Regions from separate parts of the Mus musculus genome. Here region 2 is linked to region 1. A link is a loop called in an ENCODE intact Hi-C map of the cell type or tissue named here. Cell type or tissue: left cerebral cortex. All regions are shown on one strand.

Region 1 (8,000 bases):
ATACGAATAATCAATGAGAAAATAAAAGGAAAACCCAGGCATTAACAAGCATCAGTTTACTCCTTCAGCATGGCAGCTTTCTCACCCTGCGGAAGACAGAGTAGCAAGCTTTCATTTTTTTCTGGGTGTTTCCTTAGCTACGTACACCATGGGCTCATTCCTCAGTGCCTTTGATAGACCCCATATGCTCTAAGTAAGTGTCAGACAGACTCATCTCAGAAAAGAAGAACCACTTATCTAGTAATAAAAGCCATGCAAGCAGTTCATTTCATCTTAATTAGCCCAAGATGATGCTTTTGAAGTGCCCTGCTTTCTTATCAACACCGTGCCTCCTGCTGCATGGGAAGGAGGTTTTGACGTCTCTAACAACTCAGTCTCAAGAACCAGAATTGAGACCCACACTGCCTGGCCCTGTGCTGTCAAGGGATCTATAACAATGTGTGCCCACACAGATTTCCCTTCCTTCTGGATAAGTTATTCTTGCAATGTGAGAGGACTAGGCAGTGACACCTAGTCTCTCTGCTCAACACCACAATGTATCTACCTACTATATGTAAGGAGGCCACTAGGCATTAGCATGTGAGCAAGAGAATCTCTCTTTTATTAGGAAATCCAACTAGAAAGTAAAGGTAGAAAATAAGGTATAACATTGAAATGTAAATGAATGGCCATATCATTAGTTCAGGGGTACATTGAATCCCTATTTCTGCCCCTCTTTCTCCAGTTGTTTGCTGAAGACCAGGAGTGGGTATAGAGGATACATCTAGACAGTTCAGAGATGCCTCTTTCATATTTTTTATTGATACCTGACACTTGGAATCCTCAGTGGCCTGGAGAGAGAGAGAGAGAGAGAGAGAGAGAGAGAGAGAGAGAGAGAGAGAGAGAGAATAACCAGAAAACAAGAGTCAAAATGTCCCCAGTCTAATTAGTGAGCATCCTGTACAGTCTGCTGGTGGGATAGCCACTCTGAGCCTCTCCCAGTCACTTCATTTACACATTGTTCTCACTCAGCCTCTCACAGGAAGGCATCTTTCGGAAAGTGCTGCAAACACTACGTGTGAAAAGATAAAGATGGTATAAATAGCTTTCCAATTCTTCTTGCAGTTTGCTGGCTCTCATTTTGTTCTCCACAAGCTCTGGATATGAATAGAGCCAAACAGAAAGCATAAGAGCCTGAGGACATAGAGCCTGTGCCTGCTGCTCAAGGAAATCAAAGTCAGAGAAACCTTCATGGTTTCCCAACACACCCTTTCAGACCGGAAGTGCTCCCTGCGGCGGGTAGTGTCCAGTCATACTGCAGAGAATGGCTTTCCCAAACAGTTGATAAATCTGCTGTTTTATACCATTCTCCACCCTTCATATTTCTCTCTGGACCTCTGGATTGTGCTGGAGCTGCGAGTCCATGTTGCTTGGCAGATTTCATGCCTGTAAGAAACCATGACCTCAGGTCACACACTGGTAACAAAGCTGCCAAACATTTGCCAACTGGAAAATCAACTGAAAGAATGAAATAGCCAAGGAAGATATATGTCATTCTCTTTCTGATAGGGGCCACCCAGTGCAGTCTCTCTGGGAGAACTCCCTCACCAAACAAGAGTCCACTGAACTATGTGAACTCATAAAATGACTGTGAAGACTCGAGGGAATGTGAGAGGTTACTTCAAACACAGGAGGTAAGTTGCCTTTCTTAAAGTGCAACAATGCAAACCCCCCACCACATGCACGTCTGCTCTGCATGGGTGTCCCTAAGTCAAGCTCACACAGCAAGCTTGCGTGCAGAAGGCTTAGGATTCTATTCCACATGGTCGGATCCCAAGCTTCCTCACCTTCAGTTCAGACTGTTTGAATCAGTCTCCAGATCTATGTTACATACAGGTCACATGCAGGCCTACAGCCCTGCTTTGTAAGAAAGGCGCAGTGAGGAACTTCCTATCACCTTATAGAGTCAGAAAATGGATAGTACATTAACTCAATACTTCCCTTTCTGAGCACCACGCTCCAGTGCTAAGGACAGAACAATGGACAAAACAGACACAAATCTCTTCCCGGTATGAGCCTGCTTTCTCAGGAGGGGAAGCAAACCAATCGAAGTGAAATATAGAATATATTGGATGAGGTCAGTTGTTAGGTAGAAAAATAGGCAGAGAAGGGGGCAGAGCCTTGGTGGAAGAGGCTGAGGGCTGCTGCTCTTGCTGGGATCATTCATGTTCCACTTCCTTTATTCTCCTTGAACCAGATGTCACCCCTCCATTTGGCATCTCTGACTGTTATTTCAGTAACGAAGCCTGGCATCCTGAGGCATGAGTGGGCCTCTTCAGACTGACCCCATTCTTGCTCTTGTCTCTTAAACTACTCAAGCAAAACTGCCCTCTTTGGTTCTCTCAAGGAAGGTGTAACTGGGCGGGTAGGTCAGCATGTGTGTAGTTTTCTCATGAATAAGCTGTAAAACCGTCTTTGTGTAGCCATTTTGGGCATCTCCCTTCTAGGAAATTAACACATAATTCTGTTAGCACATTGATTGCAATCTCCAGCTATTGCCTGAAAGATTTGTTATTGGTGCTTTGATTTAAAAACGATTCACCACCTCAGAGAGAATGGTGCTTTTACTAAACTGAATCCTGCAGGTGAGATAGTCTGATCTGTCATATGTGTCTAATGAGTGAGGACGGTTTGACCACACACCTCCGAAGTCTACTTGTTTGTTGGAAATGGAATCCCCCAAATCATACACTAACAATCTTTGCAAGAGTGGGCTTTTGAAGGGAACTAAGAGTTGGTGAAGTCAGAAGCGTGAGGCCACTGTGGCAGCAACAGTGGCTTACTAATTACTAAGAGGAATGGAGACAGGAGCTAGCCCCTGTCCTGCCTCTCACCAGGCTTATTCTCCACTGTGATTGTGACACAGGAACAGGAATGGAAGGGTGTGCTTAGGTAGACTTGGCTGCCTTCCCTGGGCAGGGCCAGTGTGGTGAATGGGAAGAGATGTATTGTCACTGAGCAGTAAGAGGAAGGCACACTTTACCTAAGTCCTCACTGTTGCCCCAATGTCAAAGCAACAATGAATCCATGGATTGGGGTCAGACTGAAAAATTCTGAAGACTCAAAGCAAATAATGGGAGTAGAAATAGATTGTCTGTCTGGCATGACAGTCCTAGACACTAAGGACTTGAATTGGGGTTGTCAAGTCTAAGCAAGCTGCTAACCTGAATTCCAGTTTCTGGAACGGCTTTTTGTTCCTCGGAATGGCAGTCTATTCTACTTTATCTGCCATTTTTATAAGTCTTTAACTGTGTGCTCCACAGTCTTTCTGATTCTTTCCAATGGACTTGCTGTCTTGTTTCTTATTTGGTTTTTTAGATATGTTTGTTGATTAAATAAAAAGGGAAGAGCTGGAGCTAGCCCAGTAGCCAGATGACAGTCACATTCTGCTGATGAGTTTCAGTTCTTAGTCTGACTGAATGCCATGTCCCCGTCCCCATGTCCCGTCCCGTCCCCCCCCCCCCCCCGTCTCTTTCCTTTATTCCCACCCTGTTTTTTTAACCCCTGCTGTCCGGGAGTCTGGGAACCATGAAACAACAGAGATAGCCCCAGCCATGGGAGAGATGGGGGCAGAGCAGCAGGGAAAGATATCAAAGGTGAAGTACCATATAAACATTGTAATACAACACGTGTGTTGTAAGAAAGATGACTAACTGGGACAATGGGTTTGATTGAATTAAAGTGCCGGAACATCATGTCTCATTGAATTTAAAATGTGGATGTCAGATGATGCGCCAGGAATGGTGAGCACAGAGCACTGCCTCCACCAGTTATTTTCCCACCTCACTTCTACAATTCTGATTCACTTCTGGAACTGTGTTTAGGCTCCAGGCATTTGGCAGTAACAGATGTTCTCAGCCCAGGCACTCTGCAGGAGCAAGGTAACTGTGAAGTCTGCTCTTTAACTTTGGATATGTGAACAAGAGCGTAGTACTTCATGGCAGTCATTCAGAACCCTACCATGCTGGGGATATAGCTCAGTAGTAGAGGATGTGCCTGGTGTGCACCATGTCTAGGTTACAAGGACCCAAATAATAAAGTGTATTGTGAATCTCTTAGTGCATTTGATGCTAGAGCACCACTCTCCTAACCCATGCTTCTTATCTGTTTGACCAAATTGTCTTCAGAAGTTGAGCATGAGGCTAGCTTGCAGAATATGGAAACAAAGAGTAAACTGCATAGGCAGCTCTGAGTTCTATGCTGCTGCAGAAGACTCAAAGTGACATTGTTGGATAACTGGACAGGGGATGAACATTATTGAGAAAATCATCTAGCACACAGCAAGGTCAAGCAGAGTCTTTGTGTGCGTTTCTTCAGACATCTAGCAAGCAGGAGGAAAGATGAAACCTCTTTCTACTCTTCTGTCCATTTGTGAATTTTCATGTTATGCAGATTACCTTTCCCTTGGTCAATAAACAACTTTAGCTTTTCCCACACATCATTTCCACCAGAGAGAAGAATGTGCAGAGATGAAAATTGATGATGGCACATAGATTTCTCAAAGCCAGAAGAAGCTTGGATTTGACAGTGACCCAGTGGCTGTGATGTGGAGCAAAGGCTTGATTTTATTCTTTCTGTGCCAAATAACTTGAGCGAACACAGATTAAAGCACTCCACTCCCTTTGAATTTCAAAATGACTAATATAAAATCTAATTGCAGGTCCTCTCTCTATAGTCCCACTCCCGTTTTAACCAGAAGATCAGTGGCTACCCCTCCCACAGCAGAGTCTCAGCTATTTCATGTGTATGCACATGTGATAGGCTAAATGAAAGCACTTCATGGGCAGTGGTAGGCAGAGTCTAAAATCTAGCCAGGGACTTACTCAGCAAGCTCTATGACCTGCAATTCTTGGTCTTTTCCATCAAAACTTGCCCCTTCATGTTATCTTCGCCAATGGGAATTTTTCTCAATGATACCTTCTACTTGCTATTCTCTTTGCTAGAATTGAAGCATCTGGCTGCAGAGTGTGGCTGAAGGTTGCTATGTTTCCCACAAGGGTACACTGAAGCTGAGTTTAGTATCACTTAGGAAAGGGGCTGCTGTGCTGGTTAGTGTTAATCCTCAGTTTGATGAGATTTTGAGAGTGCCAGTGAGCCATTATCCTAATTACATTAATTGATGTGACAAGACCTGCCCACTATGGGTGGTGCCACTTCCCTGGGTAGGGGATTGAGGACTGTAAAAAAATAGAGAGAGAGAGAGAGAGAGCCAGCTGAAAACTGCCATGCACGTAGTAATCCATTGTTTTCTGATCTTGCTTCTGGTTGCAATGTAACCAGCTACTTCAAGCTATTGCACCTTGACTTCTCTGTCCTAATGGACTGCACCCCTCAACTGTGAGATTCTGTTCTAAGGGACTGTACTCCTAAACTGTTAGTTTATAAGGACCCTGTTCTTCCTTGAATTGCTTTTGTAAGAGTATCTTATCAAAACAATAGGAAAAGCAACTAAGACAACCACCATCAAAAAGCTTACATTGTAAACTCCATAGAGGGTTCACTAGCCCCTAAAGCCATTTTACAAGCCTGCTTTTCCTACCCAAGCAGTAGATTGGAGTATGTAACAAGTAACTGAAGCATGGATTCTAAATTGTCATGATAAAACCATTAAAGTCTCTAGGACAAACGACACTTACCAGCAAACACAAAACTGTTTCTAGATATTAGGTATATTGATTCATACATAGAAATAGATAAACTTAACAAAAATAAGACCCAGGCATCTGTATTACAATGGTTTGCTTTTAGTAACTGGATCATTTCTTCTCATTGTCAGGGTAGATTGCAAGAGCTAGTTTAGTTGGCTTATTTTTTTCGGGATGAAAACAGGTTAGCTAACCTTCTCCTGACTGTATGGAGAATCAATGGACTCCTTCCCAGCCGCAGATGGGCCATGCCTAAGGCTTCTATTGTTCCAGTGAACTATGGAAAATAGCAGTCAATGGGCCCATCTAAGTGGCTGCCTTCTTGGCCTTCTCTTCTACCTTTTGACACATCTGCAACACCTCTCCAATTTCCTTTTATGTCTGAGTAATATCAGCCTCCAGTTTCTTCTTCTGGCTGAGGAGGCTTGTGTTCTAAGGACAGCATTCCAGTTAGGTAACCCGAGGGCAGCAAAGCACAGGCAAGCAGCTCTGGGTAGGAGCGATTGAGCACACTTAGCCCTAGGCAGTTAAGCAAGATCTCCAGCCCCAGGTTGCTTAGCTACCCAAACATGTTTCAGTAAAAGAGACTCTGCCTGTGTATAACTTCAAGACAAAAGAGATGTCAGCCTAAATCACGAAGGAAACATAAGTCCCACATGACCTTCACTGCAAAGTAAGATTTAGTTTTTAACTTACTGAGGAATTTCCCCCTCTGATTTTTCAATGTGATAGAAACAAGTATCCTAGAGTAGAAGACAGAGTCACCTGCAGTCACCTAGAGATAGTTTGAAGAATAATAGATTAAAGCACGCTGCTGCAAGAGGAAAACCCACTGACTCTCTTTGCCTATCTGCCTTCCTTCTTACTCTTCAGTGAGGAGGAAAAGAAGGAGGAGGAGGATGAAGAGGAAGATGAGGTGGCCATGGTGGTGGGTAAGCAGACTGCAGAAAGCTCCACCCCAGTCCCTAGAACTCTATTTTAAAGGAAGGGCCTTTGTGCTCCACAGCCTCGCTGCCCCAGTTCCTGATTGTTGCATGGAGGCCAAGCTCCCTGAAGCATCTGACCTGTGTTTGAAGTACAGCTTTTGTGAGCATGGGAGCCCTTAGCACAAAGAGCGTGTGTAAAAAGCACGGGCTGCCCACTTTTCGTTTCTCCTTTCAATTCATCCTTTCACACTGCCCTTTCCCTTCCTTCTGCTTAGAGCCTTTCACGGGGCAGATTGAGCCTCGAGCAGAAAATGAAGGTATCCCAGAAGTAAGTGTATTTTCCTGGAGTGTTTTATGGATGCTCACCGCACATAACTCCATAGAAGCTCTTTATTTCTAAAGGAGGGCACAAGAATAAATACTGATTTGTTTGTATAGTACCCATTAAAACTCTCCTAGGGAGGTGATGTTTAACATTTCCACAAGCTTAATGAGCTCTTTGTAAAGGAGGAAGCAGGGTAGGATGTATTGCACGTAGGGTCATCTGTATTGTCACAGCTTAGGTTTGAAAAGGACACACCTGTCACTGGGCAAAGCTATATGGTTGGGTTGTTGCTCTAAGTGAGAGAGCTTTGAGAGGGGCATGGTCGCCTTGACTAGTGCTGGTCAAAGTGTGCTGTGGGATTAGGCATGGCACAGGAGGAACGTCTGAGTCCTTGGTCCTTCAGCAGAGCATCTGATACATGGGGTCTGTCGTGAGAGTCTCAAATCTGCACTGCTCAGTTAGTGGCTCCAAAATACCTGGGAAAGTCTGCTCCATGCTCAGACTTCCAAAGCCAGTCATCATTTCACCATCCTCTCCTCCTCTTGGTGCTTGGATTCCCTCTAGTTGATCTCCACATCTCTTTCTTTTCTCTAGCCCGAAGGTTTTCAATCAACAGTTACAACATGCATGGAAAGTGATCCATTGCTAATAACACTCAGTAGTACAAACATCGATGATTAACCATTAAAATAAAATTCAAGATTCCATTTTATAAGAATCCAATTCATTATACTTATTTTACTTGTTAGATTTTATAGTATTTTACTTATAGATTCTCTCTCTTCTCTCTCTCTTCTCTCTCTCTCTCTCTCTCTCTCTCTCTCTCTCTCTCTCTCTCTCTCTCTCTCTCTCTCTCTCTCATTTGAGTGTTACTAGAGAAAGAAAAGACCCAAGGCCTTCTACAGCCCAGTTTTACCCACTACTATTGAACCATAGCCCTGGATCAGAGCAGCTTGTTACATAGTTATATTCAAGTGTGTTAGCTTGATGGGAGTATGCATGATGTATGAAACCTATTGCTACCTAGGACAAAGCAATCAATGATGAACATGGACCCAAAAGTCA
Region 2 (8,000 bases), 110 kb before region 1:
TAGAGAAAGTCTCGCTAAGCCCGGAGGAATTATTTTATCCCTGTTTTTTGATTTTTGTCTTTTGTTTTTTGTTTTTGTTTTTTTTTGAGCAGGGTTTCTCTGTATAGTCCTGGCTGTCCTGGAACTCACTCTGTAGACCAGGCTGACCTCGAACTCAGAAATCTGCCTGCCTCTGCCTCCCAAGTGCTGGGATTAAAGGCATGTGCCACCACCTCCCGGCTTTATCCCTGGTTTTGATATTTAAAAGAAAAATAAACCTTACACTGAGAAGAAGCAGTTGTACAGTTTATAAATTGCCTTCAGGGGTAAAATACCTTAAAAATGCAAAATTCATCAACACTCTGTTGACACACTTGTGTTATTATCATCAATCATATTCTGCTGACATTAATGATATATTGTTCTTCTCTTACTAGAAAAATCAGCTGGCTTAATTGTTGATTTTTTTTTAAAGTCCTTGGCAAGTCAGAGTAATTCATTTGGATTTTCAAGGGAAATTTTTACAGTATAATGATCTGAATTCTGATTCTCAAAAGTTGTTAATCACTGAAAATGAACTGCATCCCACATGCGTATTGGCAGTGGGGATGGATTTGCTTGTTTGTTATGATTGTGGATTTGATTTCTCATCTCAGCAAATAGAGAACTGGATGCCCTTATGGTGCATCTCAAGATTGATTTGACAGCTTGAGAGGCTATTTAGAAAGAGGGTGTAGGGAAGATGTAAGTGCTTGATATTGCATTTCACTCTATGTCATTTTCTCAAGTGTATAAATTCCTTGAGAACTGAAACTTTTTAAATGCAACATTTAAGAGGAGTATTCAGTCATCACTGCCAGCACAAATAAAGTCCCGCTAACTGTGTGCTGACGTACCTGGGTAAAAAGACTATTTATTGCATAAGCTTGTACTTGTCTCCAAAATCCACTATAGGCTTGGTAGAAGGTTATAACTTACAGACTTTTCATGCTGCTTTAAAGCAATATAGAGTCAAGAGTGCTGGCAGAATTCAATTGATCTTCTTCACTTTACCAAGTAGCAACAGGGTAATGTCTTCCGATAGTACTTGTAGACTTGAGAAATTATCCCACTCATAGCAAATCCATGGTAGTTGCTCCCACCCGCCGCTGTGTAATTCCCACACGGTAGAGAACAACACCTAAAGGCTTGGCTTTCTCTCATTCCCGATAAGCCTCTAATCACTTAGTTAAGTCTCCTGGGATGGTCTTTGTCTCAGCTGTCTCTTGGGTGATCTGAGTACTGTTCTAGTGTGAAAAAGAATAATTAAAGACACATGTAAATGTGCTAGCTAAACATGGACCTATGGCCAATGCTTAATTATGTTCTTCAGTGCCTCGTGAAATGTCGAAAAGAATATAGTTATTGATGCTTCCTGGACTGACCCTGGACTGTTGGCCCTGTCTGCCGGCTAATGTCGGCAAAGGCCCTCATGTCCTTCCTGCATCTCCCCCATCCACTCTGCCACTTTCAAAAGCTTGAGCTCTTTCTTGTTTCTCTGCTTGGTTCTAATTTGGGGCTGGGAATGGGCATCCAGTAGAAGCGTCGTTGTCAAGATTGGTCTTTTGCACAGTTTGGGAGCTAGGATCGGAGCCAGAGAAACAACACATGGTACATATTTGATTGCGCTAAGTGGGACGTGACAAAAATGTGATTACTTCTATTTTAATCTAAAGAGATATGTATGTCCCCAAACTGGTTAATTCTATAGAACAGAAGAAAAATGGCTGCTGGGTAAGCATACAACTTGCTTAGTGCGAGCAGAAGTCTATGCATGTAACAGAGGAATGGCATTAGTATCACATATTGGCTCTTGTTCTTTCTGCCCTCCCCTACTCTGCTGTCAGTGAGAAAGAGCCACATTGTCCGGGCTCCCTTCCTCTATGACATCTGCATAGACTCAGCTAATAGGAGGTCCAGGCAGAAAATTGAAAGTCAAGTGGGCAGTGAAGAAACCAGACTCTTCTCCTCATTTTTACTTGCTGCTGTGTCCTCGAAGAGGTTTCCTTTCTTCTGTACCACAATACTTTTACAGAACAAAGAAGACCCTCACTATTACTACAAAGTTCTTCGATTGGCCTTCTTGGCTTGTAGCAGCTTCTCGTTACTGATAATGACTGGGTAATTTTTACTCATTCTGTTATGAAAAACGTAAAATAAACAAGCAAAGGAAACTCGTGGCTGTTGCTGTTTCCAGACTTGACCCTGTTACTACTTGTTATGCCTTTTGTTAAGTGCCAGCGTGAGCAGTAGCCCCTGCTATGTTCTACACAGATCTGACTGGTGCACCCAAACTCTGTATGTGTTTGCTGCTAATGGCTAATGATGGGCCTGCCCTTGCTCTGAGGAGCCTGGGAATCTATGCCATCTGACCAGGGGTAAACCCTAGCTAACAACTGATATACTTAAAGATGCAAACAATCTCTTACTGAATCAAAAGGCAAGGCTGCTATACGATTCAGCCTTCAGTGCTTCAGTGCAAAGTTCACCTATCAGACATCCTTAACACGTGATGTTCTGAAAGACAGAATCAGCGAGACGAAGCACCATGAAACTTCAGCCAAGCCTAGCCTGCTGGGCTTCTTGCTTTCTCTGCATTACCTCCTCATTTCTTTATAACCTGTTCTTGGATGTTCATTCCTCTCAGTGACCCTGCTGTTTTAATCCCCATCTCTGCCTCTGCTACTTGAAACTGGAGTTTATAGTGTGTTTACAGAGGTAATAGAGAAAATCTGTTCATCTGATGGGATGCATAGATGGAGGTTAGGGGCATCATTTCCCAACAGTTTGAACAGTAACAGGAAGGTGAAGGCAACAGCAGGCAAACATCCAGAGGAATGAAAGGTTAGTGGAAAGTTGATGATTTAGAATTGAAGCGAAAAGGAGATGTACTAAGATGCTTAACAGTGATAGATAGTATAAGAGTTTAGGATTGTTAGTGAGCTCTACCTCCGGGGATTTCTGTGAGACTGTCCCAAATGATTAGACCATGGGGGTTCTGGCATAGGGAATGGATTGCTCCATTGATGTGTTCATCATACAATAACAGAACAGGAAGCTACGAAAGGTAGAAGGTAAAGCCTTCTTGGAGGAAGTGGGTCACTGGGATCTAAATCTTGCCCTGGTTTCTTCATGTACCCCTTCCCCTTTTCTCTGTCCCCTGCCTATCATGGCAAAGTTCACCTATCAGACATCCTTAACACATGATGTTCTGAAAGACAGAATCAGTGAGACGAAGCACCATGAAACTCTGAGCCAAAGTAAACACTTTCTCCTTTACATTGTTTCTGTAAGGGTTTGCTCACAGGGAAGAGAAAACTAATATATTTGCAAAAGTCAACAAGGTGCATTGAGGCTAGAAAGGTGATACTGCGCCTCTGAGTCTGGAGTTTTCAGCAGTATGAGTGCCTGGGTGGCAATTAGAAATGAAGTCTGCAGCAAGGCTAGAAATTCAGACTCTGAGATAATTATATGAAGTCAGGCATCCTCAGAGTTGAATCATACTTCTCCTTTTATGGAAAAAGGCTAGCATGTGTCGTCTTGTGGAAATGCAAATAGGGCTGTGTAATTTAGTGGGAGTAGAACCAGGAATAACAGAAGCAGCTAAACAGAGCTGCACCATGGGTAAAGTCACCACCGAAGACAGTGCGCAACTCAAGGGGATGTTATTTTGAAGAAGCATATTTGAGAACGATTTACCAGGAGGAGGGATGGGATGCACTCATCCATTCCCTCCCAGTATTTGTGTGGATGTAGCATTCTCTGCAATTCCGTTTTTTATGTGCTGGGTTGGCAGAGTGATGTTAGAATTACTGAGATTCTCTCTCTCCCTTCTGAGGGCTCTAGATCAAGGCTTGCTCTCACACTAAATACATCAGAATGTAGTCATTGGACTATAGTCTTCCCTAGAACTGGTTTGTACAGTGTAGCTGCAGGAAGAAGTGGGCAGGTCGATGAAAATCATGCATAAGAGTTGATCATCAAGCACATATGCATGGGAGGTTCAATGTGTTCACACCACCTGAATATAGTTTGTCTTCGTATATAGGGTAAAGAATAGCCATAAAATGGACAAAAAGACCTGACTTACTGCAGACTCAAATCTGACCACACATAGAAATTAAGCTCTGAGACCTTGAACACACTGATCCTAATTTACTGGTGTGGGAACTGAGCATTTAGGAAGTGCTTGTCTTTATAGCTCTTTGCATCATTATGATAGGTTTTCTGCAAACTCAGATTAAGTCCTCCTTAACTTGCATAACTCCATTATTTCCGAGAAAGGGTAGTTGTTCCGGGAAGGGCTCACTTTCTCTGCTGAGTGCCATTGTTTCCAGTCTAAGTCTAGATCCTTCTCAGTGTGGCGTACACCTTGCTTCTGCTGGGCTTCTCCGGGTGCATGCACATTGGGTTTTTAATCAGGATACGAACAAGTTGGCAGTAAGCTTATACTAACAATCATGTCTTTAGAATACTCAATGCAGAGAAAGATGCTAAGGGAGGAAAGAAACAAAAGATGCTGGTAACGTCCATCAGATGAGAACAGTGTCCTGTGTTGTCCCTTGAGAAACAAAACCATGTTCAATCTCATGAAAACCATCTTATGCCCGGGGGGGATTGCCTTTTCCTCATTTGACACATTCATGAGCTAGAAGTTTGGTCCCTAACACCTCCCTCCCCAATGGAGGGGTATTGAAAGGTGATGAGACTTTAAGAGATGATCTGTTAATGATGACTGGGTCATGATGTCTTTGTAGGTGTCAGTGCTGCTCTCCTCTTGGTTGAGCCTGGCAGGAGTGGATTCATTCTTAATAAAGCAGGCTGTCAATGCGCAAGCCTGGCATCTTCTGGCTCTGCTCTTGCTGCACATCTTTTAGAAGAAGGAATTATTGGATTATAGTTCCAGGGACAGAGGCTATCATGGCAGGGGAGAGGGGGTACCAGGGGGCCAGGCAAATGCAAAGCAGAGAGAGCTAAGTGGATATGGGACAGAGGCAATAAACTCTCCAAGTCTGCCATGGGGATGTATTTCCTATCATGGTTCCAACTCCTAAGGGTTTTACAGTCTCTGCAAACAATTCTACTAATAGGGTCAACAAGTGTTTCAAAAGCATGGACCTATGAGGCAGTATTTCTCATTCAAAGAGCCACACCATGTGACCTCCTCAGCGTCTGCTATTGGGGGTCCTTCCATTGTTCTGACTCATGGGTCATTGCTATGACCTGTTATGTGCTAGCTAGAAGTCCCTCATGAGGGGCTGAACAGCTGGGGGTGCTCAAGTTTGAAATTTTAGCCAGCGAAAGCTGTGGCCTAAATAACGATGATGGTGATGGTGGTGATGGTGATGATGATACTGACGATAATGATGGTAAGGTAAGAGTCTTGTCTTTTCATAAATTTCTCAGATTCTCATTTGAGAAGTACACAATAGACAAAGTGGAGTGAGGGCAGTTGGTATCCATCTAGTAGAAGTCAAACTGGGAGGTAACTAAAGAACAGCAGCACTTGTAGAATGTGAACTGATATTATAGGTTTATTATAAAGTAAAAAAAAATCTATTAGGTTGCCATAAGAATTAAACCAGCAACTGGTACCTGATACCCCTCTATGTCTACATATCACTGCATGTATAATAGCGTCCACATAATGGTATTGTTGGTCATTTTGGAGCTGAAAGTGAGAGCCAGATCTGACCCTACAACTCCTGCTCCTGACCTGGCAACAGTGCTCAGGAATCCTCACTGTCTAATGAGGCTGATGCTCAAAGTCAGGATTGTTTTTCAACTCATATGAATACAAAAGTTGCTGTGCTTCCCAAGCAAGATGCCAGGCTCTGTGCCAAAGCTGCTGTTCTTGCTCTTCAGGAGAGCGAATGCCTTTATTTTCCCAGATGGGTTGAAAATGGCGTGTTTTTACTCACATTAAGCCTTTTATCGGAGGTGCTTGCCCTGTGGAATTAGACTAAATTCAAGGTAGCTCATCAAGTGTGTGCCAAGGGTGTGTTCCCTGCCCTCAGAAGAGCCTCCGGCTCAGAGCTGAGTACTAGCTGTTTTATAAAAAAGCTGTGCATACTGATTGAGTGTGCTCTGTGTCTTCGGGGACAAGGACATCGGCAACTGGAAAATACTCAAAAGATGATAACAGAGATGATCCCCTGGCTCATGGAATGCTTAAGCATGTGCCAAGGACCAATGTTGATTTCTCCCTGAGCTGTTAACCTTTCCTTTGCCACAAGATCCTTTAGCTTGCCCTCTGTGCTGTAGGTGTAGAGGAGGATTCTTAGCCTGGCTGTTTCTGTGTAGCCCTGGGCCAGTCCCTCAACTCCTGCTACACTTTGTTTAACATACATGGGAAAGGATGGTGGTGCCTGGGACTCTGAGAGGTTTTGTATCTGTTTGGAGGATTCTGGCATGTTTGGACAGGTGAGCATTAGACAAAATTCAGATGGTTTATCTATCGTGGGAACTTTCCCTTTTTGAGCTTTTCCCCAAGATAGCAAAGCAATGAAAGATACTGCCTGTGACATCCTTAGAGGAGGAATGAAGGCAAATAGGGATTATCAGTCTCTGTGTGTTTTGGATTAAGTCTTCTTTGTTAGAAAATAACGTGGAATTTGAGGCTTAATTGAGATTTGGTCCAGTTTTAAGTGTTATTTACATAGCTTGGGGGAGCCAGTCTGATGGTTTAAGAAGGCTAACAGCAGATCTGCATAGGTTCAGGAAGCAACAGTCTTGTGCATCGACAACATTTATGAGAAATAACTTGGCTGGCAGCTGGATTTCTTGGTATTTGGAAAGGGCAGGTAATATGCATAAATAGATTTGGTGGCTTTCTTGAGGTTGTTTGTTTTTAAACTAGAATGCTATACCTGTGTTTTCCTTTCTCCTGATTTCAAATATCTATCTGTTCCTCAAAGCTACCTGTGCTCCGAAGCCTGATGTGGTTTGTGTGGTTTGCGTGAGGTTGATGTTTATTTGAATAATCTGAGGCAGCAGAAAAGGAATACGTTTAATCATCTAACCTTTACAATGAGGAACATTTGAAATGTCAGCATTTTATTTCTGGAACAGGTGAGCTATTACATTTATTAGGCTTTTATTTATTTATTTACACACCACAGCTTTGGGGGAAAGCATCTGAAACAACCTTGAACTGCTTCTAATAAAGGATGAAAAAAATAAGCAGAAAGCGATGAAAGAGTAAACAGAGTGTGGAAGCGCAGAGAGTTTCTGAGATGTATCTAAGGGTGTGGAAACAGGGCCAGGGCAGAAATTACTTGTGGAATCTTTACTAGTCAAAAGAAGAGAACCCAATCTTCTGGTTCAAAGCCCACAGCAAACTTTATATTATAAATATTGGTTAAATTCATTCAGCATGTACTTAAATACATGGTAAATAGTCCCTTCCTGTGTCAGGTGCCTGGAAGCAAAATTACGCAGGTTCAAATACTCTTCTCAGAATGCTCACAGCAGCAGACGTGGTGAGTGCTGCACTTGCCAAAGTTTGAGCCAGTTGAACTTTGCTTTCATCTAATTTGTGGAAATAGTAACAGTTCTTAAAGTTTCTTAGAACGCTTCCCTGGCCCTCTAGTCAGACACCCAAGAAACAACAGACATCAACCAAGTGAAGGAAACAGGAGAGGCAGCCAGATGGACTGAAAACACTATACAGAGCCATTATGCTCAGAGAGTCAGAGAGGAGCCCGTGCAGGCTAGCAATGTCAGCTGGGTAGGATCAATCATACTTTGGTTCTTCCAGTCAGCTTTGTTAAACTTAAAATGGGACTAGTTTTTTTTCTGGGTTTATCCAGAAAATTATATAACAACATAACAGGTTTACTAAGTAAATTATATAAAGTCTTACATTGTTTTTCAACTAAAATTTAGTAACCTTATGTCAATTCTCCCAAGCTTTTTTTTTTTTTTTAAATAAAATGTGTTTGAGGAATCTTAAAAGCTAGAAAACTTTGCTCCATTAAACT

The links. Hi-C counts contacts between places; a loop is a spot of excess contacts. Peaks named below come from ENCODE experiments on the same cell type or tissue, not always from the same donor. Only the 100,000 strongest peaks of a DNase experiment are listed, where the experiment ranks them.
Region 2: it touches region 1 in a loop (2.4-fold over the local background); 2 of 42 quality-filtered maps call a loop at or near these places.

What each region holds. Positions count from the first base shown.
Region 1 is chr16:49,514,935-49,522,934 of GRCm38, reverse strand. No RefSeq gene overlaps it. Among named protein-coding and RNA genes, the nearest start is that of Gm4802, 110 kb to the right of the region's middle. In left cerebral cortex, no CTCF peak of the experiment used is centred here; DNase peaks (open chromatin) are centred at 414, 1,056 and 3,888; H3K27ac peaks cover 525 bases.
Region 2 is chr16:49,629,310-49,637,309 of GRCm38, reverse strand. The region is part of intron 2 of Gm31494 (a long non-coding RNA gene); the gene reads left to right. Among named protein-coding and RNA genes, the nearest start is that of Gm31494, 11 kb to the left of the region's middle. In left cerebral cortex, no CTCF peak of the experiment used is centred here; DNase peaks (open chromatin) are centred at 1,613 and 3,613; H3K27ac peaks cover 1,144 bases.